Regions from separate parts of the Homo sapiens genome. Here region 2 is linked to region 1. The links are chromatin contacts, found by Hi-C or POLR2A ChIA-PET in ENCODE. All regions are on one chromosome and are shown on one strand. Each heading gives the region's core, a stretch centred on a gene start or an enhancer-like site at or near the end of the contact. The rest is flanking DNA. Distances are from core to core; before and after follow the strand shown. Region 1 holds the start of SPATA41 (spermatogenesis associated 41). Region 2 overlaps CERS3 (ceramide synthase 3).

Region 1 (3,215 bases), core at 392-2,891:
CCAACTAGCCATCTGGCTGCTCTTGCAGATGTACTTACCCTGCTCAGCCTACAGGTTGCTTTTGGGTGCCCTAAATTTTTTATAGCCACTTCTTGCACACCTCCATTAGATGAATGCTTTCATATAAATCTTTAACATGCCTTAGAATTAATTTTAGTTTGTGTTATGACTCTGTAGTTGTTAGCTATTGCTGCATAACAAATTAGTCCAAAACTTAGTGACTCAAAACACTAATAATAATTTATTTTCTCTTGTTTTTTTAACGGTCTGGAATTCAGCCAGGGTGGACACAGTGGGAAGGGCTTGTCTCTACTCATGGTGTTTGGGGCAGACTCAAAGGCTGGGGGCTGAAATCATCGGAAGGCCTGACTGAGGGTAGAGGATCTGCTTCCAAAATGACTCACTCACATGACAAATTAGTTGGTTCTGGCAAGTTGGCCTCCTTTCCAAGAAGTGCCTCTCCACACATGTGCTTCTCTGCAGGGTTGCTTGAGTGTCCTCATGACATGGCTGGTGGTTCCCAAAAAAGCAAGTGATCCAAGAGCAACATTCAGGAATAAGTTCAATCCTTTCTATGACCTAGCCTCAGAACTCACAAAGCATCACTCTCAATACGCCCTATTCATCAGAAGCCAGGCAGTAATTCCAGCACACTTTCTAGGCAGAGGAATTAGGTACACCTGTTGAAGGGAAGCAGGTCATAATTAGAGGATATATTTTTGAACCACCACAGAATCTAACTTAGGTTCGTACAAATATATAAACAGCTGTCCAATACCACATATTGAATAGTCTATCATTACTATATCAGTCTGAGCCATGACTATTTGCATTTACTAAGAATGTGTGTTATTACCATTGAAGACCTTCCAGTGGGACAAGATGTGAAAGCAGAAGACAGTGGTATTGATGATCCTGACCCTGTATAGGCCTAGGCTAATGTGTGTTTGTGTCTTAATATTTGACAAAAAGTTTAAAATGTAAAAAATAAACAACTTCAAAAGTAGGAAAAAAGCTTATAGAATAAGGATATGAAGAATGAAAATATTTTTGTATAGCTGTACAATGTGTTTGTGTATTCAAGCTGTTATTAAAAGAGTCAAAAAATTTAAAAATTCTTAAGGTAGAAAAGTTACAGTAAGCTAAAGTGAATATATTATTGAAGGAAAGAAAATTTTTAAAAATAAATTGAGTGTGGGCCTAGTGTACAGGGTTTTAAAGTCTACAGTAGTGTACAGTAATGTCCTAGGCCTTCGTATTTACTCACCACTCACTTACTGACTCACCCAGAGCAACTTTCAGTCCCGTAAGCTCCAAGCTTACGGTAGGTGCCCTAGGCAGGTGCACCAGTTTCAATCTTTCATACCATATTTTTACTGTATCTTTTCTATGTTTAGATACACAAATACTTACCATTGTGTTACAGTTGCCTACAGTGTTCAGTACCACACTGTACAGGTTTGTAGTCTAGAAGCACAGCCTACAGCCTGGGTGTGTAGTAGGCTGTGCTGTTTAGGTTTGGGTAAGTACACTCTATATTGTTTGCACAATGATGCAATTGCCTGACGATGCATTTCTCAGAACGTCTGCTCACTGTTACGCAACGGAGGACTGTGAATTGGGAGTTTATTTTGTTTTTCAGTCTGTACTGGCAGCGAATCATACATAGCTTAGTTTATCAGACAAGCTGCTTTTCTTGAGCAAAGAAAGAACTAGGAGAGAAACGGGGCTTTGGAACCCTGATGCGGCAATGCTGAAAGAGGAGAAATATCCCAAGGAAGGGAAAGGTGTGTTGCAGAACGATGAAAAATAGGCGGCTTCTCACAGCTGTTCTCAGGGGACGAGACGGGGTGGGATGCAGCTCCGCCGGTGCCTAACACTAAGGGCCCTCATCCTGCCGATTCAGTTGTGTCGGGACCGCCAGTGCTGTCTCCTCGTCAGATGCTGCTTCTGGTCTCCCCGCAGAAGATGCCACTGGAGTTGCCTTTTCAAGGATGGGGACATTTGAAGGCCCTGGACGCTCAGCTCTGAGGCTGGCTGGGATCTCACTAGCACCCCCTGGTGGAGGCCGGAGCCAGGCTGACGCGGGAAAGTGGGGCACGGAAGCGCTGCGGATTGGACCGGCGGCAGCTAGGCCGAAACGCCTGTATTTAAAGGGATAGTAACTCGGACTCGTTCTGCAATATCCCCACAAGGGCCTGACTGAGCGAGCGAGCATGGACGGCCGCGGGGCTTTCTGGACAGTGGCCATTCCCAGAGCCAGGCAGGAAGGCCTCGGGAGGCTGGGGCTCCCGTTCCCGGTGAAGCGGACGCCGCCAGCGCCCCAGAACCCAGGAGGAAGCACACAGGCCCCACAGAGAGTGGTTGGCAAGAGTCACTCGGGGATTAGGATGCCGGCCAAATCGCGGAATTTGAGGCTGGAATCCAAGCTCAACAGGAAAGTAGTGAAATACAAATGGGGAAAACAGGGCTCTGGAGCGGGGAGGGAGCTGGTGCCGGCATTTCCCACCAACGCCGGTTTAGGAAGACGGGACCGATGCCGGCCGCCCCCTGCTGGAGGGGATGTGGCATCTCACGGGCTGCCAGGGAGCGGGGTTGGCTACTCCTGCAACCAGCGTGAAGAGGGTCTCAGGGGAGGCTGTGGTGGGATCCCCCACGTGCCCTTGTTCCTCTCACCGTTACCTCTGGATGCCTCGGGGCAAAGGCCTTCTTCCACCTATAGACAGAGTCTACGCAGGGGTCTTGGAACCCGGGCACACCAGTCCCCAGCTAACGAAATCCCCGAGTTGGGGGATTTGAGAGGGTCACGTTTGGCCCAAGAACCCGCAGTCCTCTTTGGTCTTCGGCCCTCTATTTCTAAGCGTGGGCTTCTGGCACGGCGGCTCTGGGCACAGCCCATGCTGCTTTCGGGCTGGGTGGTTTCAACGACGACAACAATTATCACAGTGACGGTGACCTTCACCCCAACAGGACTGCTGTGTGTGAAGCACTCAAGAGGGCCCCTACAACCAACCTGCCAGGAGTCGGCTCCTGAAAACAGGGTCGGAAAAGGTCAGTGCCCATCAGAATCGAGCTGTCGGCAAAAAGCTGGAGAGGTTAGGAGCTTTGTCTATCTCAAGGGTAACAAACTGCTTTGACCCTGAGGGCTCTGAAGACGACTTTCCCTCACCGCAGCTCTCAAGACAACAGGGATCAGACTCAGAAAGACACTGCCT
Region 2 (3,215 bases), core at 199-2,698, 79 kb before region 1:
TGTATTTTTTTCATACAGTGAAAGCTAAAAATTTGCTTTCAAAACAGCATAAAATGCTTATTATATAGCTCTTTGTTTCATTGCCAACTGCGGATTTAGACATGGAGTCATTCAAAGAGCAGTGGGACATTATGAGTAATTCACAATCTTCTGGGCTTTTGACATTTCTGCAAAGCCACAGATTCCCAAGCACAGCATTTAGTTACAGCACTTCAAAAACACAGCACTATGATTTTATGGAAGCTGTAGTACAGATGTCATTCCCAGAGGTGTAAGGAAATGCTGTGGGCAAAGATTGTTCATTTAGTTCAAATGAGCATTTTATCTTATTAACATTAGAATGTATTTTTTTTCTCATTGTCAAGTTTTTTGTTTTTGTTTTTGTTTTCTTTTGGTCATTCTTTTTTTTTTTGAGACGGAGTCTCGCTCTGTCGTCCAGGCTGGAGTGCAGTGGCGTGATCTCGGCTCACTGCAAGCTCCGCCTCCCGGGTTCACGCCATTCTCCTGCCTCAGCCTCCCGAGTACCTGGGACTACAGGCGCCCCCCACCACAACTGGCTAACTTTTTGTATTTTTAGTAGAGACAGGGTTCCACCGTGTTAGCCAGGATGGTCTCGATCTCCTGACCTCGTGATCCGCCCACCTCTGCCTCCCAAAGTGCTGGGATTACAGGTGTGAGCCACCGCGCCCGGCTTTTTTGGTCATTCTTGCAATCATTTTTGAGGAATACAGATGAAGCCCAAGTGAATTATGTATAAGCATATATATATATAAATATATAAAAAAAAATACACCAAAAGTAAAGCCAAAAGTGTAGACATCCGGATTTGACTTTAAATTTATTGTGCTCACCTTTTCTTTTGGTGGAGATTAAAGTGGTGGGAATTTGTGTATTAATTGAGTGATGCTGGTTGTGTTACACATATTGTACAATACGGGGTGATGGCTGTGGATAAGTATGTTTATTTAAGAAACACAGATGGTGAAGCTTTTCCGTGCTGTGTCATGTGAGGATCAACTGAAGGATGGGGGAATGTTTAGCTGGAAGAGGAGTTCATTATCTTTAAATGTTTGGAAAATTAACCAATGTTTGAAGGGAGTACACAGACTTCTTTTGCCTGGTACAAAGGGGTAGAACTTGGAGGAATGCGTGGGCGCTCCAGGGAGGCAGAGATCAGCCCCAAATATGAAAGGAAGCAGATAGTGAATGACTGCAGAGACACAGGCAGGGGTGTGCGTCTTCTGCTAGGGTTGTTGTAAAGAGCCTATCACCATCAAATAGAAACTGGATTAGAAGACACTTAAAGGTCCCTTTCAAACCTGTAGGTCTACAGATACTGCTGTTTCTTACGTAATACCCCTTCCACATCGCAGTGCTACTCCGATAGCCTCCAGAGTTTCCCTCCTGGACTGTGACCTCGGCCTCCCAAGTATGCCAGCTGGGCTCCTTCCAGCCATTTCCACACAGTGGCAGAGAGCACTGCTATAGAAACCAGCTCCCCCGGTGCAGAAGCTCACTGAGGACAAACACCTTGTCTGTTTTCTCACTGATACACTGCAAACACCCAAAACAGTGCTATAAAGTGGCTTCTAGTTGGGTTTAGAAATGAATTTGAATTTCTGACCATGACCTGTGAAATTCATTATCTGATCTGTGCTTATTTGAGGCCTCACCTGGGGTCAGGCCCTGCCTTTCTCAGCATTCATTAGCTGTGCTGTCCTTGCTAATCCCCGAGCATGCAAGGCTCTCACATCGCAGGGCCTCTGCCCACGTTGTTTCTTCTTGAAAGGTTTATTCCACTCTTCTCCGGCTACTCCTGTTAAACTATAGGTTACAACTTGAGTTCATTTCCTTAAGGCCTTCCTGGCATCAGCCTCATCTAAGTGAGATTCCTCTATTTAAATATCATAGTATTCTCTACTTCCTAACATGCATCAAACCTGTAACGATGTATTTCTTATTGTGTGTTTGATTCTGTAGCATTCAGTTCTTTCAATAGATTGTAAGTTATTTGAGAACAGACCATTATATCTCCAATGTCTTGCACAGGGCACAGGGTATTAAAAGGATTTTTTGAACTGGTGGTTCTCAACTGGAGCAGTTTTGGCCTTCAAGGATATTTGACAATCTGTGGAGACATTTTTGTCTGTCACAAGTGGGAGGTGCCACTAGTATGATACAGATAACTGGAGGTGCTTACTGCTAGACGTCCCACAATGGGCAGCAAGGTCCCGGAATCACCTGGCCCAAAATATCCACAGTGCCGAGGTTGTGAACCTTGGGGTGAATGAATGAACTGTCTGTCTTTTGGTTGATTGTCCTTTGTGGCAAGGTGTTTTTCCCAAATTATTCATTGCTTTCCCACTGCCAGTGTCTTCTCATCCAGGGGAAACTTTGATTTATGCAGGAACAGCCAAACACATGATTCCTTGAGAAACCAAGCTCTCCAAAATTAGCTGGTTAGTATTTCTTTACATGGAAATATTGGCATTTAAAATTATTCAAATGATAATGGTTTTGAAAGAAAACAGTTGCCAGCCATTTCCTTTTGAGATAAGGCAACTGCATTGAAAAGTTTTGATGGATGGAGAAAATGAGATTGTAGCAAATTTGTCAGTTGTAATCCCAATCTGAGAAAACATTTACTCTGATAGCACTCTGCACTATAACCTTCAGTTCCTTCACTGTTATGTACCATGAGGGCTGGGAAGGACACACCAGGGGAGGCCGTTTTGACTCTGCCAAACAGTGGTTCCTCATTCATTCTAATTCACTTAGTGACGTGGCTCTCTCATTGCTTTTTTCACCACCTGACCTCTTTACCTTCTGAGTCTAACTCAGTAAAACTGTTCCCATCCTGGGGGTGGCCACCTTCACCTGTCTCTCGGCAGGAAGCACAGAATCTGAGTTTGAGCTACACAACTTTTTGTTTCTAGCTCAAGCCATCATATTTATGAGGAAGACTTGTTAGAAGAAAATGAATGACAGTTTCTACCTATTGAAAAATTTCATTCGGCTTTGTAGTCAGAGTCTGGGACAGTACTTCCCAATCTTCATCACTTCATCGTACCCGAGAGATTGATGTTTGTGCAGCACACAAGGGTAAACTGAGGTGGGCCTCAAAGCAGGAGAAGACAGTACAAGTAATCCAGGCACCTGGGGCTCTGGTAGCTTCAGGCTCTGCCTTGCTACCCCAAGGCCTGAGAGGATTAATG

Evidence for each region. A loop is a pair of places that touch in the nucleus more often than their neighbours do. ChIA-PET counts read pairs that join two places held with the same protein, here RNA polymerase II (POLR2A). Pooled maps may share reads with other maps.
Region 2: a map of psoas muscle shows a loop between it and region 1 (3-fold over the local background). The contact joins the enhancer-like site here to the promoter of SPATA41 in region 1. A Hi-C loop is called at or near these places in 2 of 168 maps with a recorded cell type or tissue (gastrocnemius medialis and psoas muscle), 1 of 37 single-sample maps with no recorded cell type and 4 of 50 pooled maps. POLR2A ChIA-PET finds 5 or more read pairs at or near these places in 1 of 52 experiments (RWPE1).

Annotation. Positions count from the first base shown.
Region 1 is chr15:100,349,144-100,352,358 of GRCh38, reverse strand. It overlaps SPATA41 (spermatogenesis associated 41), which reads left to right and starts at 1,641. Exons shown (of 2, transcript NR_028139.1): 1 at 1,641-3,215. LOC105371021 (a long non-coding RNA gene) reads right to left here and starts at 2,753. Exons shown (of 3, transcript XR_007064777.1): 1 at 2,677-2,753; 2 at 1,414-1,984; 3 at 215-680. RefSeq lists an enhancer at 2,214-2,473.
Region 2 is chr15:100,427,509-100,430,723 of GRCh38, reverse strand. The region is part of intron 11 of CERS3 (ceramide synthase 3); the gene reads left to right. The region is part of intron 4 of CERS3-AS1 (CERS3 antisense RNA 1); the gene reads right to left. Among named protein-coding and RNA genes, the nearest start is that of CERS3-AS1, 56 kb to the right of the region's middle. Within about 2 kb of position 1,448, at least 3 of the 41 ENCODE cell types and tissues checked have a DNase peak (open chromatin) inside an H3K27ac peak, as active enhancers do; they include gastrocnemius medialis and psoas muscle, where a contact is called at or near this core.